Regions from separate parts of the Homo sapiens genome. Here regions 1 and 2 are each linked to region 3. The links are chromatin contacts, found by Hi-C or POLR2A ChIA-PET in ENCODE. All regions are on one chromosome and are shown on one strand. Each heading gives the region's core, a stretch centred on a gene start or an enhancer-like site at or near the end of the contact. The rest is flanking DNA. Distances are from core to core; before and after follow the strand shown. Region 1 overlaps GPCPD1 (glycerophosphocholine phosphodiesterase 1). Region 2 has its middle 34 kb from the start of GPCPD1. Region 3 overlaps SLC23A2 (solute carrier family 23 member 2).

What was found. Hi-C counts contacts between places; a loop is a spot of excess contacts on that map. ChIA-PET counts read pairs that join two places held with the same protein, here RNA polymerase II (POLR2A). Pooled maps may share reads with other maps.
Region 1: a pooled map shows a loop between it and region 3 (5-fold over the local background). The contact joins two enhancer-like sites. A Hi-C loop is called at or near these places in 1 of 168 maps with a recorded cell type or tissue (B cell), 1 of 37 single-sample maps with no recorded cell type and 3 of 50 pooled maps. POLR2A ChIA-PET finds 5 or more read pairs at or near these places in 2 of 52 experiments (Panc1 and activated T-cell).
Region 2: a loop to region 3 is called in a pooled map, with 6 times the contacts of the local background. The contact joins two enhancer-like sites. A Hi-C loop is called at or near these places in 4 of 37 single-sample maps with no recorded cell type and 2 of 50 pooled maps.

Annotation. Positions count from the first base shown.
Region 1 is chr20:5,595,235-5,599,535 of GRCh38, reverse strand. It overlaps GPCPD1 (glycerophosphocholine phosphodiesterase 1), which reads left to right. Exons shown (of 20, transcript NM_019593.5): 3 at 715-811. Among named protein-coding and RNA genes, the nearest start is that of GPCPD1, 14 kb to the left of the region's middle. Within about 2 kb of position 2,548, at least 2 of the 41 ENCODE cell types and tissues checked have a DNase peak (open chromatin) inside an H3K27ac peak, as active enhancers do.
Region 2 is chr20:5,642,912-5,647,381 of GRCh38, reverse strand. No RefSeq gene overlaps it. Among named protein-coding and RNA genes, the nearest start is that of GPCPD1, 34 kb to the right of the region's middle. RefSeq lists an enhancer at 390-439. Within about 2 kb of position 1,806, at least 9 of the 41 ENCODE cell types and tissues checked have a DNase peak (open chromatin) inside an H3K27ac peak, as active enhancers do.
Region 3 is chr20:4,972,049-4,976,700 of GRCh38, reverse strand. All of the region lies in intron 1 of SLC23A2 (solute carrier family 23 member 2), which reads left to right. Among named protein-coding and RNA genes, the nearest start is that of SLC23A2, 27 kb to the left of the region's middle. RefSeq lists enhancers at 2,815-3,124, 2,380-3,579 and a silencer at 3,192-3,392. Within about 2 kb of position 3,065, at least 27 of the 41 ENCODE cell types and tissues checked have a DNase peak (open chromatin) inside an H3K27ac peak, as active enhancers do.

The sequences.
Region 1 (4,301 bases), core at 1,299-3,798, 620 kb before region 3:
GTCTTTGTTTTGATGGGTTTTTAATTACATTTCTGCTCTCTCATTGACAGTTTTGTTTCTGTTGTTTTTGAGATGGAGTCTTGCCCTGTTGCCCAGGCTGGAGTATAGTGGTGTGATTTCGGCTCACTGCAACCTCTGCCTCCTGGGTTCAAGTGAATTCTCCTGCCTCAGCCTCCTGAGTAGCTGGGATTACAGGCATCTGCCCCCACACGCCCACCTCAGCTTCCCAGAGTGCTGGGATTACAGGTGTGAGCCACCACGCCTGGCCTTAATAATGTTCTTGATGTGAAACTTATTAGTAGCTACTGTTTGACTTTCTAGAAAATATTGATTAATAACCCTTTAGAGTACTGATAGGCATTTAGTGTTTGTCTGTTAAAATTGGAAGCTGTCTTGAAAGCAGAGACTGTGGTTTTATCCCTTTTGTACTCTTGGGTTCTTGTTACTGGCTCAATGAGTAGTTGAACAGATGAAGAAAACTTCATCCGTATGCCTTCCCCCTTTTCTCTGGCTTTGGTTCTAGAAAGGTGAGTCGAGTTAATTGGCAGGTGTTAGTGAGTGGTAGGTACCTGGGCCCAAACCTATATCTAGTGAGGCTCTTTCATCTCTGCTAAAGGGGGCAGCATATCTGGTTGAACTAATGCAAACTTCCCTGCTTATCCCACTGTGACTGATTGTTCTGTTTCTCTGTGACTGATTGTTCTGTTTCTTTAGGAGAAGTTTTTGCGATATGTGGAAGCTGTGATGCTTTGGGAAACTGGAATCCTCAAAATGCTGTGGCTCTTCTTCCAGAGAATGACACAGGTGAAAGGTGAGTATGGAAATGTGAGGTTACAGAATAACTGTGACATTAACCTTATGATGTTAGGGGCTTTTAAGATATCTTGGTATTTTTTCTTTTAGTTATAATTTTTATCAACATTATCACGTTGCATAGTTTTATGAGTGAAATAATTTTACAAAATTTGTGTGGGAAAAACAGGTTCCTCTCTTACTGTTAATCCCTGCCTCTCAACCACTTTCATTTCTTTTTTTTTTTTTAGATGTATTTTTTATTTTTACAACTCAGGATAATTGAATATACTTTTAATTCTTGACTGGTTCTTTAGGTACTTACCACCATAATTAGTTAGACAGGGTCTCACTCTGTTACCCAGGCTGGAGTACAGTGGTGTGATCCTAGCTCAATGCAGCCTTGAACTCCTGGGCTGAAGCGATCCTTGCGCCTCAGCCTCCTGAGTAGCTGTGACTATAGGCACCCATGACCATGCCTTGTTAATTGTGGTTGTTTTTTTGTTTTTTGTTTTTGGTGTGGAGATGGCATTACTTTTTTGTTTGTTTGTTTTTTGGGGTTTTTTTTGGCACAAAGGTGGTGTCTGGTTATGTTGCCCAGGCTGATCTCAAATTCCTGGACTTGAGATCCTCCCACCTTGCTTTCTTATTTGAAGAAACATTTTAAGGCATTAACATTTGTCTGGTCACTATATATTATTTTCTTCTTTTTAATTTTTTCTGATTTCTTTTTTTAATGGTAAGTACATATTCTTGATAAGAGATCTAATTTTTGTATTTGCCTATAAAAGTATTTCCTTGAAGTATGTGGTGTTAAAAGGAGCAGAGAGTGGAACACATACTTAGATAGCTTAGCTAATATGAAGAAATGTATTCACTAGTGGCATTGAATCCATCAGTAAACTTAGTATGGGCACAGTGGATGGAGAAAGGTAAATCTGGGTGTCAGCCACTCTTCTGCAGTTAAGTGTGAACTTGGGCGGCTGATGTCTGTAGGCCTCAGTTACCTCATCTGCATGATAAAAAGGGGTTAGCATAGATGAGTGGATGTCAGCAGAGGTGGCACTTACCCCACTGTGGATAGTTGGAAGTGTTATAGGTTTTCCTAAATAGCATACAAGTATATCCAGTGCCCGATTAGGTGATTGCTAAGGCTCTATTTTCCTGTAGAGCAGCATGTCTTAAAATGTGGCCTGTGCACCAGTACCAGTCCAAAAGACTTTTAAAAAAATCAATCCATGATGTGAGAAATACAAAAACTGAGAGCAAGCATTTAGAAATGTGTATAGCAGTTTGACTCCATGCATGTCACTGTGGACACATCTCATTGAACTGGGTATGTAGATCAGAATATTGGTCACCAGACAGGTTGAGTAAAGCAAACAAAAAATGCTGGTCATTCACAGCAAATAGTTTGAGGAGCACTGGTGGTAAAGCAACGGAAAATAACAAAGGAAAGTAAAAAAATAACAGTAATGTAAGCTAGGAGAAAGAAAATTAAAAAACACAGAACTCCCTTTTTTCTAGTTTGTCACTAGTATGACATATTTTCTCAGCCAATTCTCAGCTCTCCTTATAAGAGTTCTGTTGGTAAATAGTATTACTTTAATAGTATATATTCTTTACTAGTCTTTCACAGACTAGTATTTCCTTCAAGTGGCTATTTTTTCTTCGATTTTCAGATCAGCCACTCTGGTCTGAAGTGAAACCTCATATCTTTCTGAACTTGTCTCTAAAACACACCCCTGCCTGTCCTAAGTCAGTTTCAGCCAACTTGGTCAAAAAGATGTGAACAGGATAAGACACTTAACAATTTTAAGAGGACCAGTTGTTCATATGTTGTGCATGTACAATGAAATAGAATTGATTCACAGGTAGCAGATAAACAGTGTTTCACAGGGAGAAGGGAGTAGATACACAGGAATCCATGTGCCTTTAGACAATATTCGTGAGTTTTAAAATTGTGTTTCTTTGGAATTTTAATGTGCTCTGCATCTAAGTCTGCTGTGCCCCTGTCTTTCAGGGAGCGTCTTAAGCTTTCTCTTACCAGCTCTCCCTACCCACAGGCTCATGGCAGCTAGAGCTCTCCTGGAATTTTTTTCTGCTTAGAGAAAACTTGAAGGTCATGGTATTGTTTCCTAATACTGCTGAAGATGTGGGTCACTTGTGGTTTCATTTGCCCTCCTTGTAGATTTTATGGTATTTTGGGAAAGGATATAAGGGCAATTCAGAATTAGGCAGCTGCACTAAACCACCATATGACTACCCGTCTTTCCTGGTTTTGATTTAATTTCATCAGATTATTTTGTCTTTAGTTCACCAAATAGTTCTGATTCTTTTTTTAAAATTTTTTAGACAGGGTCTCATTCTGTCACACAGGCTGGAGTGCGATGACACGATTTCGGTTCACTCTAACCTCAAACTCCTGGGCTCCGGTGATCTTCCTGCCTCAGCCTCTCGAGTAGCTAGGTGTACACCATCATGCCCAGCTCATTAAAATTTTTTTATAGAGATGAGGTTTCACTGTGTTGAGACCTAGGCTGTTTGTGAACTCCTGGCTCAAGCTGCCCTCCCGCCTCAGCCTCCCAGCGTGCTGGGTATAAGCCACTATGCCTGGGTTCTGGTTCATTCTTAAATTTGCCACATTTGCTTAGACAAGTGGAGTAAAAAGACTCACTGCTTTGCCTTCTTCATCTCTTGTTTTCATTTAGTGGTTCTTTACCAGGGATCGCATTAGAATCACTTGGGAGGACTTGAAAAAAAATACACATACCTAGATCCTGCTCCTGGAGATTGAGAAATAATGGCTGAGGGAGAGGCGGCAGCACGTTTTTCACAGCTTATTAGTAATTCTACTCTGCACTAGTGGGGCTAGTTTCACATGCTCCAACTGGCTGTTTTGGAGATGAGGTAGTACTGGGAATTTGTCCCCCCCCCTTTTTTTCTTTTTGGGGTAGCAGAAATGGCAACTTTCTATTCTTAATTGGAAGAGTCCACCTGGAAACCTCTGTTGAAAAGGATTCTGAGGCTTATTGGGGAAAAATAGGGAACATGTGTCAAGCATTTGCTATTCTTTTTTTGTTTTTGTTTTTGTTTTTGTTTTGAGATGGAATCTCACTCTGTCACCCAGGCTGGAGTACAGTGGCGCGATCTGGGCTCACTGCAACCTCAGCCTCCCAGGTTCAAGTGATTCGCCTGCCTCAGCCTCCTGAGTAGCTGGGATTACAGGCTTGTGCCATCTCGCCTGGCTAATTTTTATATTTTTTGTAGAAATGTGGTTTCATAATGTTGGTCAGGCTGGTCTTGAACTCCTGACCTCATGATCCGCCCACCTCAGCCTCCCAAAGAGTTGGGATTACAGGCGTGAGCCACCACGCCTGGCAGCATTTGCTATTCTTGCTTTAAAGCAGTGATTTTTACTTATTTATTATTTATTTATTTTTTATTATTATACTTTAAGTTCTAGGGTACATGTGCAGAACGTGCAGGTTTGTTACATATATATACAT
Region 2 (4,470 bases), core at 557-3,056, 670 kb before region 3:
TCTTCCTTATAGAAACAAATATAAACAAACAACTAACCACATTTCCTCCTCAACGTTTCCTCAGGGACAGATGAGCCTGGGAATTTTGCCCTTTATGGTATCTAGTGACTCACTTTTCTTTTTTTTTGAGATGGAGTCTCGCTCTGTCGCCCAGGCTGGAGTGCAGTGGCATGATCTCTGCTCACTACAAGCTCCACCTCCCGGGTTCACGCCATTCTCGTGCCTCAGCCTCCCGAGTGGCTGGGACTACAGGTGCCCACCACCATGCCCAGCTAATTTTTGTATTTTTAGTAGAGATGGGGTTTCACCATCTTGGCCAGGCTGGTCTTGAACTCCTGACCTTGTGATCCACCCACATCAGCCTCTGGACATGCTGGGATTACAGGTGTGTGCCGTCGCACCCAGCTGCACTTAATTTTTAATTTAACTTTATTATTTTTTTGAGACAGGGTCTCAGTCTGTCACCCAGTCTGGAGTGCAGTTGCATAATCACGGTTCGCTCGACTTCCTGGGCTTAGGTGATCCCCCCACCTCTGCGTCTTGAGTAGCTGGGACTACAGGTGCATGCCACCACACCTGGCTAATTTTTCTATTTTTGTAGAGATGGGGTTTCATCATGTTGCCCAGGCTGATCTCAAACTTCTGGGCTCAAGCAATCTGCCCACCTTGCCTTCCCAACTTGCTGGATTACAAGTGTCAGGCACTGTGCCCGGCCTCCAACATTTATAAAAGTCATAAATCACCTTTGTTGAGTTATAGATCTAGAAATTTTAGCTCACAAAGGAGCCTATATTCTTTGTGGTATCAAGTGACTCACTTTCTTTTTCTTTTTCTTTTTTTTTTTTTTTGAGATGGAGTTTCACTCTTGTTGCCCAGGCTGGGGCTGGAGTGCAGTGGCGCCATGTCGGCTCACTGCAACCTCCTCATCCCGGGCTCAAGCGATTCTCCTGCCTCAGCCTCCCAGCTACTCGGGAGGCTAAGCAGGAGAATCGCTTGAACCCAAGAAGTGGAGGTTGCAGTGAGCTGAGATCATGCCATTGCACTCCAGCCTGGGCAACAAGAGCGAAACTCCGTTTCAAAAAAAAAAAAAAAAAAATTAGCTGGGCATAGTGGCACGTGCCTGTAATCCCAGCTACTAGGGAGGCTGAGTCAGGAGACTTGCTTGAACCTGGGAGGCAGAGGTTGCAGTGAGCCGAGATTGTGCCACTGAACTCCAGCCTGCGCGACAGAGCGAGACTTCGTCTCAAAAAATAAAATAAAATAAAATAAAAATGCTGGAAAGCAGGAGCTTCAGTAAGTTTAATTCTCCGAAAACTTGCTGGTGATTTGTATGCCATACTTAGTGATTTATTAACAAAACAGAAGAGAAGCTGTTCAAGTTGTTAGAAGAGAATTCAAATTCCTGAGTAGGTTTTACCCAAATAAGTGACAACTTCAATCACATAATTATTGGGTGATCTGTTGTCAGCTCCGTGCATATGACCTAAGTTTTCACCTTAGAAACAAAAGGGAGAAGTTGTACTTTACAGGGTATGTTTTCTACATGTGGATAGTGTCAATGAAAAAAAATTTGAAAGTGCTGGAGCCCATTCTGGAGTTTCATGCATGCACTCATATAGCATTTGAGTTGAGTTCAAACCCTTTTTCACTCTACCAAGGTCCATCTCATGGGACTTTGGTCTTAGAGGAGGAATAAAAAGAGAACAACAATGAGCTCTAATATAAAACACAGGAAATGAGACTCGTGAGAAAGTTATTCTCGTCTTTACGTGTTCGGTTGAATGCCGCTGTGTCATGTAGGGCCAAGATTGCAGCAAAACAGGATCTGGGTCATTACACACTTTCCACTGAAGGGGGTCTCAAGAGTATCCTCATTTTGGGTTTGAGATGCCGATTCACCTTATCAGTATTTACTTTTTAAAAACTAGTTGGGTTTTTTTGAGACAGAGTCTCACTCTGTCACACAGGCTGGAGTGCAGTGGCACAATCTTGGCTCACTGCAGCCTCAACTTCCCAGGTTCAAGTGATCCTCCCACCTCAGCCTCCCAAGTAGCTGGGACTATAGGTGTGTACCCCCATGCTCAGTTAGCCTTTCAATTTTTAGATATGGGTGGAATTGGGTATGACTGGTCATATCCAGCAGGATGCCCAGTTAGGAGAGAAGCAGTTTGTTGTTTATGTGGTGTTTGATTTGTCTAAAATCTAACAAGTTCCTAAAAAGTCTTTCTGTTTCCTCATTTGTGGAAAAATTGGGTTGGCATTATGACTGTGGGAATAACTGTGAGGACTGAGGGGAAGAAGGAGCTAAAAAGAGAATAAAGGAAACAAAGAAGCTTACTTCAGATAGGATGGTCAGAAAGTCTGCTTTAGTGGACAATAATTAAGCTAAGGCCCAGAGGAAGAGACAAAGCTAGCATGGGAAGAGTAGGGGAAGAGCTTCTAGGATGAAGGAACAGTATAGCAAAGACCTCTAGGCTGGACAGGACTGGCATTGTGTGCCAAAGACAGAGTGGCATGAAATGAGCTTGCACTTGGGAGGATGGGTAGAAGCCAGGTCCTGTAGCAGTTTAGAGGACACTACAAGTTTATTTTTATTTATTTATTTATTTTGAGATGGAGTCTTGCTCTGTCATCCAGGCTGGAGTGCAGTGGCGCGATCTCAACTCACCCCAACCTCTGCCTCCTGGGTTCAAGTGATTCTCCTGCCTCAGCCTCCCAAGTAGCTGGGATTACAGGTGCCTGCCACTATGCCTGGCTAATTTTTGTATTTTTAGTAGAGACAGGTTTCGCCATGTTGGCCAGGCTGGTCTCCAACTCCTGACCTCAGGTGATTGGCCTGCCTTGGCCTCCCAGAGTGCTGGGATTACAGGTGTAAGCCACTGTGCCAGGCCTAAGTTTATATTTAGTTCTAAGTGTAGTGGGAATCCAATGAAGGATGTTGCATAGACTGTGAGTGATCTGATTTTTATTTTTTAAGATAGACCTATTTTCTGGGTAGAGAATGGGTTGGATAGGGCAAGGAGATGGGGTGGTAATGGAGAGGGTAAGGAGGTGGGGTGGTAATGGAGGTGGACAAGTTTGAAATGGCTTTGGATACAGAATGAACAAGACTTGTGATGAATTGGATGTAGAGAGTGGGGAGAAAAAATGAATCCAGATATAATGAAATTTCCTACTAGTGTGGTTAAATAGGAGGTGGTGCTACCTACAAGACAAGTAAGGCCTACTGTGGGAGAACAGGTTTGGGAAGGGAGGAACCAAGGCGATACATTGTGCTGTCTATGAATTTCCTGGTTGGAATATTAAGAAGGCAGGTGAATTATAACAGTCTGAAGTTCCAGGAAGAGATCAGGGCTGGAGATATAAATGTTGATAATGCTGGTATCAAGATGGCATTAAAGCCATGGGATTGGATAAAATCATTCAGAAAGAGAACAGAGGAGCTCCAGTAGTGCAATTGCTTAAAGTGCAGTACTTATATGACAGAAAGCACAGAAAGAGCAGAGATGTGGCTGGGTGTGGCGGCTCACGCCTGTAATCCCAGTATTTTGGGAGACCAAGGCGAGTGGATCACCTGAAGTCAGGATTCCGAGACCAGCCTGGCCAATGTGGTGAAACCCCATCTCTACTAAAAATACCAAAACTAGCGGGGAGTAGTGGCACATGCCTGTAATCCCAGCTACTTGGGAGGCAGGATAGTGCGGAGGTTGCAGTGAGCCGAGACCCTGCCATTGCACTCCAGCCTGACTCCACCTCAAAAAAAAAGAAAAGAAAAAGAGAAGACACGCAATGATTAAGATTCTCAGCTTTATTATTATTATTCTCTTTTTATTAAAAAGTAGAGATGGGAGCCATGCGCGGTGGTTCACACCTGTAATCCCAGCACTTTGGGAGGCTAAGGCAGACAGATCACTTGAGGTCAGGGGTTGGAGACCAGGCTAGTCAACATGGTGAAACTTCGTCTTTATTAAAATGCAAAAATTAGCCAGCCACGGTGGCAGGCACCTGTAATCCCAGCTGCTCAGGAGGCTGAGGCAGGAGAATCTCTTGAAACCGGGAGGCGGAGGTTGCAGTGAGCTGAGATCATGCCACTGCACTCTAGCCTGGGTGACAGAGTGAAACTCCCTCTCAAAAAAATAAATAAATAAATAAAAGTTGAGATGGGGGTCTCACTATACTGGCCAGTCTGGTCTTGAACTCCTGTCTTCAAGTGATTTTCCCACCTCAACCTCCCAAAGTTCTGAGATTACATGCATGAGCCACTGTGCCTGACCAGGATCCTTAACATTTAGAGGTTGGATAATGGAGGAAGACCTTAAATAGATGGCCAGGGAGATGACAAACAAGGAGAAAATGGCATCCCTGAAACTAGAAGGAAAGTATTTTCAGAAACAGTGAGTGGTCAATTGAGTCAATGTTGCTTAGAGATCAGAAAACACAAAACAGAAAAATGTCCAGTGGGTTAGGCAA
Region 3 (4,652 bases), core at 1,816-4,315:
GCCCGGCAGACTCTCTTTTTTTTTTGAGATGAAGTCTTGCTCTTGTCCCCCAGGCTGGAGTGCAATGCCATGATCTCGGCGCACTGCAGCCTCTGCCTCCGGGTTCAAGCAATTCTCTTGCCTCAGCCTCCCGAGTAGCTGGGATTACAGGTGCATGCCACCACGCCCAGCTAATTTTTGTATTTTTAGTAGTGATGGGGTTTCACCGTGTTGGCCAGGCTGGTCTCGAACTCCCGACCTCAGGTGATCCGCCCATGTTGGCCTTCCAAAGTGCTGGGATTACAGGCGTTAGCCACCGTGCCCGGCCGGGGAGGGACTTTCTAGCACAAAAGTAATAGAAGAAATTGCAAAAAGATACTAGTATGACTTAAGAGAGACTTAAAAAATGTCCTCTATTTCAAGTGGTATAAACAAAATGGAAAAAGCAGTCATTTGCTTTTTCTGGGGAAAATGCTTTCAGTAGACAAAGGGTTAATATCCTTAACCTATAAGAAACTCTTGCAAAAAGAAAAAGCAAAGTAAAAGTAGGAAAAAAAAAAGAAACTCTTGGCCGGGCGTGGTGGCTCATGCCTGTAATTCCAGCACTTTGGGAGGGCGAGGCAGGTGGATCACAAGGTCAGGAGATCAAGACCATCCTGGCTAATACGGTGAAACCCCGTCTCTACTAAAAATATAAAAAATTAGCCGGGCCTGGTGACAGGTGCCCGTAATCCCAGCTACTCGGGAGGCTGAGGCAGGAGAAAGGCGTGAACCCGGGAGGAAGAGCTTGCAGTGAGCCGAGATCGCGCCACTGCACTCCAGCCTGGGCGACAGAGCGAGACTCTGTCTCAAAAAAAAAAAAAGAAAGAAAGAAACTCTTGCAAATGAATCAGAAAAACCCAAACACGTACTGAAAAAAATGGGTAAAAGGCACTTACAGTTCATAAAAGAACTGTAGACACATGGATCAAAGAAATCAAGATCAAAACCAGATGTCATTCTTTACATGTCATATTTGCAAAAATTAAAAAAAAAAAAACAGGCGGGGCACGGTGGCTCACGCCCGTAATCCCAGCACTTTGGGAGGCCAAGACAGGTGGATCACTTGAGGTCAGGAGTTTGAGACCAGCCTGGCCAGCATGGTGAAACCCTGTCTTTACTAAAAATACAAACATTAGCCAGGCGTGGTGGTGCGTGCACGTAATCCCAGCTACTTGGGAGGCTGAGGCAGGAGAATGGCTTGAACCCGGGATGTGGAGTTTGCAGTGAGCCAAGATGGCACCACTGCATTCCAGCCTGGGCAACAGAGTGAAACTCTGTCTCAAAAAATAAATAAGTAATAAAAAACAATCTAGGAATGGCAAGTGAGGTTAACGTCATATTCTTTCTTTTTCTTTTTTTCTTACTCACCGCTGCACCAATGAAGAAATACATAGTTTTCTTCCGTTGTGCTTTGTCAGTTTGTCTGCATTCCCAGAAGGAATTGGGAAGCTTTTTCATTTCCCATTTCTTACGAGGAAGGCTGGGAAATAACTAAGAATTTGTCTGGGCCTAGCACCTTTTGGAAAAGAGTAATTTGCTTTTGTAATTTTCTCCATTTATTGTTACTTGTTCAGGTTTTCAAAAAATAGTTTTTGGCCAGGCACGGTGGCTCACACCTGTAATCCAGCATTTTGGGAGACCAAGGCGGGTGGATCACTTGAGGTCAGGAGTTCAAGACCAGCCTGGTCAACATGATGAAACCCCATCTCTACTAAAAATACAAAAATTAGCCAGGTGTGGTGGTGGGCCCTGCAATCCCAGCTACTCGGGAGGCTGAGGCAGGAGAATCGCTTGAGCCCTGGAGGCGGAGGTTGCAGTGAGCTGAGATCACGCTACTGCACTCCAGCCTAGGTGACAGAGCGAGACTCCGTCTCAAAAACAAAAACAAAAACACTGAAAAAATAGCTTTCCCCCCAAAATTGCCCATTTCATCAAGATTTTCAAGTGCATACATGTGCCTCTTTTGTAAGACCTTGAAAAAAATACAAACATTGGGAATGATAGTATAAGGATAAAGGATATAAGGGTAGTATAAGGTTAAAAATAAACTTAAAAAACAAAATGCCAAAGCATGAAGAATATGTAGTGTTTGAGTTTGCCCTTGTTTTCAGAAGATATTTGTCATATTCAGGAAGTATCTTTTAATTTGCATTGAAGATATTTGGTTTTTGCTTTTTATTTATTTTTATTATTATTATTTTTTTTATTTTTTGAGACGGAGTTTCGCTCTTCTTGCCCAGGCTGGAGTGCAATGCGCGATCTCGGCTCACCGCAACCTCCGCCTCCTGGGTTCAAGCGATTCTCCTGCCTCAGCCTTCCCGAGTAGCTGGAATTACAGGCATGCGCCACCATGCCTGGCTAATTTTGTATTTTTAGTAGAGATGGAGTTTCTCCATGTTGGTCAGGCTGACCAACTCCTGACCTCAGGTGATCCACCCACCTCAGCCTCCCAAAGTGCTGGGATTACAGGCATAAACCACCGCGCCTGGCTGGTTTTTGCTTTTTAAATCAGGAGGAAGTGTTTTGTCAGCCTTTTTGGCATCTACTGAATTGATAGAATGATTTGGCTGTTCAAAGGTTCTGGCCTGTTATGATACTGGCCCTGGCATTCTCTCCTTCCTGCTTTTGAAGAGTTAACATCCCTTTTTAAGGAAATGATGTTGAGTCAGTGGTAGATGTTAAATAACATAGTAAGATACACAGATGGCAATTCTGTAGTATTTCTTCCCCAGTTTTTTGTTGAATGTTTTCTGTATGAAGTCAGTGTCTGGAAACCACAGCATGTAGTATGTACTTTTGCACATCCTAATTAAGAAGCAACAGAAGCACTGTGAACAGATTCTTGAGAGTTCAGCGGGCCTTGATGGGGGAAAGTCATGTGGCCATGAGTGTGTCCCAAGTGATGTTTCCTCTGACCTGCCGCAGCGCCCAGGCTTTGATCTCAGCCCCGTAGCCTTGCGTGCAAAGGACAGTTTTCATGTTTCCAGAGTGCGGTGGAACCCACGAATGGGAGGGGCATTCAGCGGAGCGCTCTGCCAGAAGTTCAAGGTTGCTTACTGATAGCTCAGTCTTGTTTTTGTTTGTATCGTGATTCCTTCTTAACTCCTTCCTCAGAGATTCCTTTCTCAAAAATGTATTTGCATGTTCCCAGTATTAAAACCTCTGACCCAGTTCTGTGGTTTGGTCTCAGTACTTGTTCTGTGCAGTAGTTAAGTCCTTCCAGCCATCTTGCCACTCAGCTTAGAAAAATACTCTCCAAAAACATGTCTTTAAGGAGTCATAGTACTTTCGCTTCCCCATTCAGAATTTTCCAATGATTTGTAGCTAAAAATGACATTCTGTTAATTTGCACTTTGCCCTCATGGAGCCGTTTTTAATTAATAGTTTTTTAAAGGATTTGCAAAAGAAGCATACACATGTTGAAAAATAATTCTAGCTTGTCAGACTTGTGTTTAGTAAATTGAGAAGGTCACACGATCTTTTCTTATGTCCCCCCACCACTTCAAAGCAGTTTGATCTGTATCCTTGCCAGCCCTGTTCTGTGTACACAAATGCATACTATGTAATTATCCTTTTAATAAAAGTGAAATCATAACCACACATATTGTACAACCTGTATTTTTCAAGGAACTGTATTTGTTATTATAACTTAACTGAAAGTAAGCCATTCTTTTAAAGTGTCTCTCTTGTTTTCTTTTCTCATGTTCTTTTCATTATTCCTCTTGACTAGACATTGATGGATGTCACCTTTGTGCCTCCCTTCTGACATTGCAAATTTCTGATAAACATAGCTTAAGGCTTGGCATAGTGGCTTGTGCCTGTAATCCCAGCACTTTGGGAGCCGAGGCGGGTGGATCACCTAAGGTCGAGTTCAAGACCAGCCTGGCCAGCATGGTGAAACCGTGTCTCTACTAAAAATACAAAAAATTAGCCAGGCATGGTGGCGGGCACCTGTAATCCCAGCTGCTCGGGAGGCTGAGGCAAGAGAATCGCTTGAACCCGGGAGTGGAGGTTGTAGTGAGCCAAGATTGCGCCACGGCACTCCAGCCTGGCTGATAGAGCGAGACTCTGTCTCATTTAAAACAACAACAACAACAAAAAAACCCCAAAAAACCCCCCAAAAACCCCCACATAGCTTAAGATAGATTTATGTGTAGAGATTTTATTTTGAGAAATAAATTACTACTTTTTTTTTCCTTGCATGCAAAATGTTTTAGAAAGGGAAAGACATCAATTTCTTCATTCACGTTCTAATAATTTAAAGTGAGTATTTTTTCCCAAATAGCACAAGACCAGTGTTTAGTTTCCAAAATTAAAAAAAAAAAAAAGACTCATTAATGGTTCCTTGAAGGCTGGACTGGTACCAGTCTGATGGCATTTGTGTGCTATTTAACTTGGGGCCGTTGGCGATTGTTGATGCTAACTTGCCCAAGAACAAATGGTAAAAGTTGATGTCTCAACATAAGGATTTTCCAGTGAAAATCTGGCTAAACTGTTGGTTGCCTTGCACGTTTTTCTTCACAAGGGAGGGCCAGGCTCATGGCTGGGGCTGGGATGGCTGTTCCCAAGACAGCCACTGAGTCAGGCTCTGGGTTCCCTTTATTGTGGAACATATGCATAGGTACAAGAGT